Regions from separate parts of the Homo sapiens genome. Here region 1 is linked to region 2. A link is an interaction called in ENCODE POLR2A ChIA-PET data of the cell type or tissue named here. Cell type or tissue: GM12878. All regions are shown on one strand. Links, peaks and the distances in the headings refer to the core of each region. The heading gives the core; the rest is flanking DNA.

Evidence for each region. ChIA-PET counts read pairs that join two places held together with the same protein. Peaks named below come from ENCODE experiments on the same cell type or tissue, not always from the same donor. Only the 100,000 strongest peaks of a DNase experiment are listed, where the experiment ranks them.
Region 1: POLR2A ChIA-PET joins it to region 2 with 10 read pairs; 1 of 35 experiments calls an interaction of 5 or more read pairs at or near these places.

Annotation. Positions count from the first base shown.
Region 1 is chr6:21,162,924-21,168,635 of GRCh38, forward strand. The region is part of intron 13 of CDKAL1 (CDKAL1 threonylcarbamoyladenosine tRNA methylthiotransferase); the gene reads left to right. Among named protein-coding and RNA genes, the nearest start is that of LINC00581, 350 kb to the right of the region's middle. RefSeq lists enhancers at 693-837, 905-1,049, 919-1,063, 3,479-3,623 and cis regulatory regions at 765, 977, 991, 3,551. In GM12878, for the core only: no CTCF peak of the experiment used is centred there; a DNase peak (open chromatin) is centred at 2,174.
Region 2 is chr6:20,897,174-20,902,885 of GRCh38, forward strand. All of the region lies in intron 9 of CDKAL1 (CDKAL1 threonylcarbamoyladenosine tRNA methylthiotransferase), which reads left to right. Among named protein-coding and RNA genes, the nearest start is that of CDKAL1, 370 kb to the left of the region's middle. In GM12878, for the core only: no CTCF peak of the experiment used is centred there; a DNase peak (open chromatin) is centred at 3,388; H3K27ac peaks cover 522 bases.

The DNA.
Region 1 (5,712 bases), core at 286-5,285, 270 kb after region 2:
GCAAGAACTCATCTTGATGGAAGAAAGAAAGGAAGGAAAGGACAAGAGGGAAAGGGGGAGGGAGGAAGAGAGAGAGGGCCTGGCTTGAATAGCTTAACTAATGCCACAGCTGAACCCTTCTATGGTAATCACAGTGAGGCCAACTGGGACAGAACAATATTAGGAATCAACTCCCTAGCACACAAAATCTGCCTTTAAATTTAAGCCTGATGTATAACGCTAGCAAATGCCCGTTTTGCCTCCTCCTCACTGCCAGCACAACCTTGCCTTGTGCAAAAGTCACTTCTCTTGAGATTACTGCAGATGTGGTGGTTGTTCCTGAGTTCTCGTTCATGAGCCACCTTCCTGGGGTCGGTTTTATAACCTCCTCCACTTCATTCTCTCAGTGATGCAGAGGCCTCACATACATCATTAGCTGCTTTAGACTGGATCCTGACCTCTTAATCTTCACAGTAACCCAAAACAAACACCCGCTTGGGGCCACCGGCAGAACCCACCGTGGTTTGGGAATACAGTAGCCTTTAGTGTCTTGATTTCAAGTCACCATCTTTTTCACTTTCCTCATCTGTTTCTTTTTCATCCTAGTCATGTTCCCTCTCCCTCAAAAGTTCTTTAACCAATCATCCAAAATCCTTACTGTGGAGGCCTCTAAACCACAGGCGTTTGTCAGATGAAAATCAGAAAAAGGCATGTGGTGTTGAGTCATAATCTTAAACTTTGTAGTCTTGAAATAATGCTGTTATCTGGCCGGGCGCGGTGGCTCATGCCTGTAATCCCAGCACTTCAGGAGGCCGAGAGACGGGTGGATCACCTGAGGTCAGGAGTTTGAGACCAGCCTGGCCAACATGGCAAACCCCATCTCTACTAAAAATACCAAAATCAGCCAGGCATGGTGGTGCATCCTGTAATCTCAGCTACTTGGAAGGCTGAGGCAGGAGAATCCCTTGAACCTGGGAGACGGAGGCTGCAGTAAGCCAACATCACACCATTACACTCCAGCCTGGGCAAGAGGAGCGAAACTCTATCTCAAAAACAAAAAAAGAAAAGAAAAAGAAATAATGTGTCTATTTTAGTTATTAATTAGGCTCCCTGTCCCTAGCATTGCCCCTCTACCTAGCTCCAGAATGACCTATTCCACTGCTCCTAATTGTTGGTCTACTAAATGCTGGTCCAGGATGACATTTTCACCAAACTGCAGAAGAGATAAGAAAAACAAAGACAGTACAACTTACAGCTTAAATTGATGATTTAAAAGATTTAAAATCACTTCCTATTTTGAAATGATTTATTGTGATCATAGATTTGAAATTTTAAAAAATTATGTACCTGCTTGTAGAATGAAAAGTACACAACCTTATAAACAAGCTGGGTTTTTTAAAAAATTTCCACTCATTTTACTAGCATTTAGAATCTCAAAAACTGGGACCTAGATTTAGCCAGAACCCAGAAAACTGGGACCTAGGATCTAGCCAGAACCCAGATTTAACCTCACTGCCATGCCTCATACCCTATAGCAGCCACTGTAACCTACAAAAGCAAGTCCAGGTGCTTCAACCATAACACACACAGACCGGGGCTGGCCCTTTACCACTATCCATCATTGTCTCCCAGCATTCCCTGTCCTGGAACTAAATTGGCTTGATGCCATTTATGCCTAATATTGCTAGCCAGGTAAAATCCATCCATGATGGTCAAGTGTAAACTTAGAAGCTTATATTCATAAACACAGACTCAAAAATTCTCAGCATCAAAGATGAGGTCAGAATGCCCCCTCATCTTCCCTGACTACTTTCTGCTTGAAACAGGCTTCCCGCCTTTATAAACTGGATTCACTGTATTCATCATCCTTGAAGCTTGACTTGACCAGCTTTGTGCCAGCCTTTAAGCCACCACTGTAGCTTGCCTCTTCATCAACAGCATGTATACATAATATTGGAAAGAATCTTTTTAAAAAAATGTCTTTGCCATCACTAGGCTGTAAAGCTCCACCAGAGGAATCTAATTCATCTTCATGGCATAGCACACACTGGGAAGATTTCTCTTTAAACTGAAATGAACGAATAGACAGCTAAGATGTGGTTAATCAATGTGAAAGCAAAAACCCTTTCTTTCCTCCTTCCCCAGGTGTCTCTTCAAAGGAATAAACTTCCTTCCTGGCCAAAGCCTTGTGGCAAAGTAATTGACCACAGCTTTGACAGCAACAAAGATGACCTCTTCACATCCACTTCCTTAGCCCTTTCCTTCCACTTTCTGTTTCAGGAGAAGAAGGACCATTTTGTTGTTATTAAAATGACTATGCTGTTCTAAGAATTTCTGACTGATTACTCCACTCCTGCCATCAGCTTCTTCTTTACGGCCCAACTCTCCTAAAATATGGTGCTGGATTTGTTGTGTTGTAGAGTAAAAATAATATTGTTATTGTGAATTCTAAGGTCAAAATATAAAGAGTCAGAAAAATAGCTGATAGCTAATGGATTCTTTTTATTTACTCCGAACAGTTCTAAAAGGATATAGCAAATATGTTCATAGCTTCTTTTTACTTTTGGGAGTTTTTACATTTGGGATAATTATTAAAAATCTTTATAATTATCCATCTCCTTCATTTTGCTTTACAGAGAAGGAAATATTGAAGTTAAATGCTCTGATTTGAGAGCTCGTAGAAGAAACAACATTAGTAAATTACTGTGTTGACGTATAGTTCTCATTTTCATAGTATTTTCCATTTCATTCAACCAAAGGCATTTCTTTAGCACTGACCATGTCATGTGGTAGCTGCTGAGGACAGAGGATGAGTAGGACACTTCTTACTGCCTGAGTCAAGGAGGCTACTAGGAGAGTCTGTACTCTGCGATGACAGCACAGTGCATGGCATCCTATGAGCGTGCTGACTTAAAAGAGAGAGAGCTTTACGCACCTGTGGGCAGGAGTCAACTCAGGGGAAGTTTCCCAGAGGAAGCAACACTTGAACTTAAAGCCTAGTTCTGTGATTAGGAGGTGATTCTGGAAGTAGACTGCCTGGATTCACATCCTGGCTCTTCCACTGACTACCTGTGTGACCTTCGGAAAGTAACTAACCATTCTATGCTGTAGTTCCCGAATCATCAGATAGGGAATAATAATAGTGCTTACCTCATAGAGTTGCTGTGAGCATTACACATGTTACATATATGAAGTACTCAGAACAGAGCCAGTACAGAATTAGCATTCATATTGTTAGGAGTTGACCTGATAATTAAATTGGGAAGAAAAAGGGGGTAGTCGTAGGGATACAGATGTGTGAGAGAGCCTGCCATGTTCAGATAACTTCATGTAGTTTTTCACTATTACCAGAAAATGAGGTATGACGTGAAAGAGTGCAGAGAGGTGGGAATTGTGAAAGCAGACTTTATTCTGTAGGTAATGAGGGACCGTTAAAATGTTTCAGGTGATTAGATTTGGACTTTGTAAAGAAAATTCCCCTACCAGTTTTAAGGCTGGAAGAGGGAAAGGTAGGGTGAGTTTGAGGATAGCATGAAGTAGATCATACATAACATGCCAGGCACGAAATGGCATAGACCTGCAGGAGTGCCAGTGGAAAAGATGCTACAGCTTCTCCTGCAGCAGCTTCGTTAAAGGCTAATTGCTTTAATAACTTCTTGATAGGCCAGGTCCTTTGACATGCTAGCCATCAACCAATCCAATCTCCTCATCTGAAATTTCACTATTAAAAAAACTTCAGTGGACAAAGGTTTAGCTTTCAATAGACTAATCAAAGAGAGCATAGTAGAACATTTTGATTGAAAAGGAAAATGTTTTACCTGCTAAAAAGTATTTGGATTTTTAAATTTGGGATTTAAAAAAAAGCAGAGAGATAATCAAGTAACTGTGATGCAGAAGTTGCTAACCTCATTGTACCCCACTCTGACTGTCTGTCTCATGTGATGCTCCTATTCATATCTACATCAGTGCCGGTCTCTTAAGAGGGCAGGTGTGAAAGTGAAAAGAAAACAACCCTTGAAGACAGAACACCCAGACTGACATCTGGTTCCACCATATACCAGCTGGGTGACCTTGAGTATGTCACTTAACCTCTGGGAGCCTCAGTTTCCTTATCTGTGTCCTAGAGATAATGATACTTCAAATAGTTGTCATGAGGAACAAATGAGATAATGTAGGTGAAAGCAATGTGATATCAGAAAAGCAAAACAGGCACTGTGGCTTGCCTGTTTGTACATCTATTATGGGCTACGGTTAGTTTATGGCATATCCTGTAGTTCTAACAAATGTGCGCTTAGTTTCAATGGTGTTTTTGAGCCCGTGAGAAAGAGTTTGAGTAGTAATGCCATTAGATTTTAAGTTTAGAGTTGCTTTTCTAAAATATTTCTGCCAAAGGTACTGTCAAAGCTGACAACCAGCTGACTTAATCATTTCTAATTACTGTGCCACCAAAAGTAACCATGACTGATTCATATGAACTATGGCAGGACTGTTTTATAAATATTAGAAAACACTTAATTAGCCTGGAACCAAAGATGGCAATTAGTTTATAATAGATATGAAAACCCTATCCAACAATAGCCACTTAACTTTAAATCATTTAGCCCATGTCACCAGAATTATTCTTTTAGGACCTACTGTGGTCAAGAATACACACTCTCGTTCACATCAAATTGATGGCAAGTCCAAGATTCTCAGTATTCTATTCTTTGACCTTCCTTTGACACCTTAAGAATGCCCACTCTCAGATGGCTACTGCAAAGCTTGTAAACTGATTAAGTGACCAAAATCTTAACTGTATTATTAATGGATGGCCATGTGACAGTACCTTGTCTAAGACATTCTTCACCAGTGAAATAAATCAGGAGATTCCATTTTATTTAATAAATTAAATTCATGGCTTCATAAGCCTTACTCAAGGAGACACAAGGCACTGCCAGCTGATGTTATAATCTATGTCGGAGCTTCTAAGGCCCTCTGTCATCTCATTCCGCAGATGTCTTCAGAAGCCCTTGAAACTATTGCAAGCTGATAAGTAGACGTGCACACCCAAGAAAGTATACTAAATTATAAACAGCTTTGCAGAACTGGCAAAGCATTATCGTTTGGCAGTAAACCTGAGGAATGGTTAAGTTATGTTCCAAGCTGCATTTGAGATATCCTGCATGTAGTCAAAGACTGCAGTTGACCATAGGAAGCATGCTGACCGGTGGCTTGAGCATAAAAGCCGAAAATGCAGTTAAGTAGATCAAGATAATCAAGTTGAAGTCAATGTAAATCAAGTCAACCCTTCTTTCTGGGGGCAGTTGAGAACCTCAAACACCGTTGTGCCCAGCCTTCTGCTCCTCCTCCTCCTGAGAACCAGATCCAAAGCAGATAACATCCAGGTGCTCCATCTGTTTCATCAGTGCTGCTCAGGAAGGGCATTTGAGATTCAGTCAAGATGGGATCATTTTCAGGTTCCTAACATGTCAAGCAGCCTAGAAAGACAACTCATTTGAGCAGATGCTGTACAGGTAACATATGGAAGCTACAGAGAGATTAATTTTTATTCACTAGTGGGAAGACCCTTTAATACTTAACTGACATAGCTACACATGAGAAAAATTTCTTTTTTATATAATTGCACATTTCCTTGGACTCAAAGCTATTGTCTTACAAATCAGAAAGTAATACACCACAATTGGGAAAAGTGGAAGGGTAATTTCAAAATAAAAAGCATACCATCTGTTTCTA
Region 2 (5,712 bases), core at 395-5,394:
ACACTAGTCCCATTCCTGAGGGAATAGCTGTCATGACCTAATCACCACCCAAAAGGCCCTTTAATTAAAGTTGATTCACTTGTAGACATTTGTTCAGAAATGAGTAAGTCAAATGGGACACCACAAGAAAAGAGACTGTATTTCCTGACCCCCAGTAGGAATGAATTGGGCACGAGTGGAGGTAGAAAGATGCAGGCTCAGATGAAGAAGTGATTAGTATGCCAAGCCCCTTATAGCAGAGGCCTCCCAATCCTGCCGCAAGCCAGAGTGAGAATGAGGCCACATGTCCTGGCCTCTTTTGACCTTGGGAATCTAGTGGGCAGCCAGATGCCTCAGATAACATACATCTGTAATATAGAAAAAACAAGCATCAGGGAAGTCTTCCTAGAAATAGCTCTAATTTTGTATCTTTTTTCCACCAATCTTCAGTTATATATTCAGATAAGTCTACTTTTTTAGTAAGGGACTACAACATTATCCTAATTATATAGGAAAAAGTCTTCGTGTATGTGTAGAAAAAAGACTGAATTGAGATAAAATAAAGTGATTATTATCTCTCAGTGGTGGGATTAAATTATTTAAATTTTATATTCTATGGAATATTTACAGCAAGTGTTCATTATCTTTATTTCCTACAGTGAACATGAATTACCTTTCTTTTCCTAAGTATAAAATAATTAAAAGTACATTTATTTCATTATTAATTAGAAATACATTTTTAAAGTAATTAAAATACAATAAAAATCTATTTAAGATTGGATTATATGAATGACTCAGTCAAAGGTCTGATGAATTGATAAAGGTAAAATTTCCAATTCTTTGGAGAAAACCATGAAAATGTTGCTGCCCTTTAGGGTACAGTCTTGTTAATCAACAGATCTTTACTCATTTACTTCTAGGTGTGGAAGGATGGCCCAGCTCCTCTTGGGTGTATAATTAGTTTGTGACAGCTGCCTTCTGTAATGTGGGACTTCTTGGGCTCTTTTTACTGTTTTTACTGAATTTTGTTTCATTTGCTTCCTTTTACCTCCCTGTCTCTTGTTGGTTTGTATATGTGTGTTCCTGTTCTGCTTGTCTTTATCCCTCTAGATACTCTCCTGGTCCTTAGTTATTTAGTAAATTTCATTCTGTCTGCTCATTCACGTCCCTCACCTCCAACCATGCCTCCTATGACATTGGGAATTCTCGTTCTTGATTGTGTAGCCGTCTCCGGTTGGGATACTCTGAATGAGATGTGTAGGCATGCTAGATCATGACTGGAGCAGCTTCTCTAAATGTGACTGCCATTGCGACAGTGGCCTCCTGCTTAGGCTTTCCCTGGGTTCTTGTCAAGAATGAGCTCGTTTTTATAAGGGGTATTATAATTCTGACGTGGCCTTACTCTTGACTATTGATGGTAACTATTTTTCTTGGCATCTGAAATCAAAGAGATGGAAACCCGGTCCCTCCTTCTAAATTCTATGGATTCAGTAGGATTAGGAATGCTTACTGAGAGTACTGATAAACCAAACATTACTTATGTCTCATCATGAAAATTATTGAGTAAAATAATGTTTTGTGAAGTCAATCATATATAAACTTTTTTATTTTTACATATAAAATTCCCTATTTAAAATAATTTTATGATTAAAGCTTTTATAAAATAATTTTCACCTAATTTGTGTTGCTCAAAGGAGCTTCTGCTAAGATTCAAGGGCTCCCAGGGTTTTCCCTGTACAGAATATTAGTTCTAAGAGGTATCTTGAGGATCACCTTACTAAATACCACATTTTATTTGTATAGAAATGGAGAGTCAGGGGGCTGCGTGACTTGCTCATGTTATATGACTAACTCTAGTGAACACAGGCCAATCAAGACACAGTTTCCTAGGATCCTTTTTCTTCTAATTCTTTTTTTTTTTTTTTTTTTTTTGATGGAGTCTTGCTCTGTCGCCCAGGCTGGAGTGCAGTGGCACAATCTCTGCTCACTGCAAGCTCTGCCTTCTGGGTTCAAGTGAGTCTCCTGCCTCAGCCTCCCCAGTAGCTGGGACTACAGGTGCCCGCCACCACACCTGGATAATTTTTGTATTTTTAGTAGAGACGGGGTTTCACCATGTTGGCCAGGATGGTCTCAATCTCTTGACCTCGTGATCCACCTGCCTCGGCCTCCCAAAGTGCTGAGATTACAGGCTTGAGCCACTGCGCCCGGCCCTCTAATTCTTTAGCCACCACGCCACAGTACGTCTTGTTAATGAGGTGTTATTTTCAGGGCATAATTTGTCTTGTTCTTGCTGCAGTGGATCTTGTGAACAGAATGATGCTGCTTTTTAAAACCACTTACTGGTAAAATAATATTTACCTGGTACAATGCTAAGCAATTTCTATGTCATTAATTTTGTTTTTATTCTCTGGTTGGGTGTGGTGGCTCACGCCTGTAATCCCATAACTTTGGGAGCCCGAGGCAGGCAGATCACCGAGGTAAGGAGTTCGAGACCAGCCTGGCCAACATGGTGAAAAACCATTTCTACTGAAAAATACAAAATTAGCTGGGCATGGTGGCCCATGCCTATAATCCCAGCTACTTGGGAGACTGAGGCAGGAGAATCACTTGAACCCAGGAGGCAGAGGTTGCAGTGAGTCAAGATCATGCCACTGTACTCCAACCTGGGCGACAGAGCGAAACTCCGTCTCAAAAAAACATTTAAAAAATTTTTATTCTCATAACTCTGTGAAGTTGCTACTATTATCCTCATTTTACTGATGAGGAAACTAAGGCAAAGAGGATCTAAGCGATCTGACCAAGGTGACATAAATGTTTACTTTTATGACCATGCTGTGTCTGCTTCAAGCATTGATAAAATGCTCAATGATTAGAGATGCTAGCACCCTCTGTTCTTACTATTGTAGGGAACCATTACAATTCTGCTTCACCTTCTCAGTATTCTAGTCTTCAACTTTTTACCCGTAATAACTTTTATTGAGAGAGTTTAAAATTAAATAGCCTGTCTCCTTTCGATTTATACTATATAGAATTTGGCACATAGATGCTACCTTAGACATTGTGTGTTTGGCTCAATCCTTATTAAAAAAAAGGGGGCAAAAAACATAAAATTATTCTAAAGCTAATTTCTGAGGCCAATCTGTAAAGTGATGGAGTGAAAACCATTTTTTGATGGCTCCTACCATTTAAAAGATAGTCTTCCAACTGCTGTAGTGAAATATGTCAGTGCTAATGATTCTGCTGCTTTAGTAAGCTGTGAGAAGCACAAGGCTTCTCTCCTGATCAGTACTGTCACATGGCCGTGTTCTGATGCAGTATGCAAATAACAGCACCAGCATCGTAAGTAGATATTGCTAGTGGCACATCATATATGGGCTACTTGAGAGAAAAAGGCTGCTGTTAAACTTAATGATGAGGCTGAGTGTCATTAACTGTGTGCTTATTCAAAGAGTTTCCCCCTGAAACATCTGTTCCCCTGTCAGATATGTCACTTTTAAGCAACACCTGTGCAGTAGTCATTTCCAAGTTTCTTTTCATGCAATCACCTTGTTTTTTGCTAATGGACTTCTTGGTAAAGGAGGAAAATGCAAACTTTCTTTTTCAACATCTTACTGTAGTATCCCTGCCTAAGTAATGTGCTGTAGAAGTTAAAAAAATGAATAACATTTCTTAAGGGAATGTTTTATAAACACATGGTAGAATATTTTATCATTGGTGTAAATTTGTGTCCTGAGAGTTAAATACTAAAATGAAAAATCATTATCCTTTAGTTATTGCATAATTTGTAATAGTTTCAGTAGCAGTCATATACTGAAAATCAATGAGACGTGTCGTCTTTCATATTCATGACAAGGTAATGTCCATTGGAGCTCATGTATTATTATATGAACATTGGAGTTTTCTTTGAAGTCTAGCGATGATTGTCTCACTGGTGCTTGCTCTGTGTGGGTGAGAGAGAGAGAGGCCAGGAGAGGACAGGAGAACGGGCATGTGTCCGAGAGACAGATAAACATATTAAGTAGCCCTTTCGGTGATGTACATATATGAAGATAGTATTTCTGCGACTGTTGCCTCCATTTGCAGAGTCTGTTTTTTTCCTCTTGGATTTTTATTTAATATTTTTATTCAACTATAACATATATACAAGAAAATGAACAAATCTTCAGTGTATAGTTTAGTGATATTTTACAAATTGGACATAACTATGTCACCAGCACTCAGATTAAGAAACAGCTTTAGAGGCCAGGCGCTGTGGCTCACACCTGTAATCCCAGCACTTTGGGAGGCCGAGGCGGGCAGATCACAAGGTCAGGAGATCAAGACCATCCTGGCTAACATGGTGAAACCCTGTCTCTACTAAAAATACAAAAAAAAAATAATTAGCCGGGCATGGTGGCGGGTGCCTGTAGTCCCAGCTACTCGGGAGACTGAGGCAGGAGAATGGTGTGAACCTGGGAGGCAGAGCTTGCAGTGAGCCGAGATTGCGCCACTGCACTCCAGCCTGGGCAAGAGTGCGAGACTCCATCTGGAAAAAAAAAAAAAAAAAAAAAAGAAAAGAAACACAGTTTTTCCAGCAACTCAGAAACTGGGTTCTTCTCTTTTCTTTCCTAGTTGTTTTTTGTTTGTTCGTTTGTTTTTTTCTGAGACAGAGTCTCTCTCTGTCATCCAGGCTGGAGTACCATGGCGCAATCTCAGCTCACTGCAACCTCTGCCTCCCGGGCTCAAGCAATTTTCATGCCTCAGCCTCCTAAGTAGCTGGGACCACAGGTGCATGCCATCATGCCCAGCTAATTTTGTATTTTTAGTAGAGATGGGGTTTCGCCATGTTGGCCAGGATGATCTCAAACTCCTGGTCTCAAGTGATCTGCCTGCCTCGGCCAGAAACTAGTTTCTTATCTTTCAGCTGTCCGTCTACAGTAACCACTGTCCCCCTGACTTCTAACACTGTGGATTATTACTGTCTTTGTAAATGACCAAGTTGGAAATGTTGAACTTTATCTCAAGAACCTTTATTTCAAGGTTTTAGCAGTGAAATGACATCATCTGATTTGCATTTCCAAAGGATCAGTAGCTGCTGTGTGGAGAATAAATTGTAGGGGTTCAGAATGTAAGTGGAGGGACCAGAGAAGAGGCTACTTAAAGAAATCACGTGGTGGATTCACACACACACACACACACACACACACACACACACACACACACACACAATGTGTTTATTGGGCCTTTAATAAACTGAGTTTAGCTATGAGGTATGAGTAAGAGAGGGAGACATTAATAGTTCCCAGGTTTATGGATAAGGTACAATGTACTGAACATGGAAGACTGGAAGAGGCAACTATTTGAGCAAGAAGTTCTGGAGTTCCAGTTTGAACATGTTATTTTGAAATGCCTGTGAGATATCAAAGGGGAATTCCCAAGCAGGCAGTTGAATATATGGCTATATCTGGAGTTTGAAAAAGGAATCTGGAATGCAGATATAAAATTGACCATTATCTACATATAGATTATATATAAAACCATAATATTGGGGAAATTGCTTAAGGACAGAGTGTAGAGTAAAAACAAATGACAATATGGATATGGCATACAAAAAGGGAGAGATAGAAAAGCGGGAGCTTTCCAAAAGGCAATAACAGAAGAATGGTTATTGGTAAGGGGGGTGACGGCAGGTCATTTGGGTGGTCTAAATGGGTGATGGTTGAAGAGTGCATTGGGACAGAACCCATCCAGGAG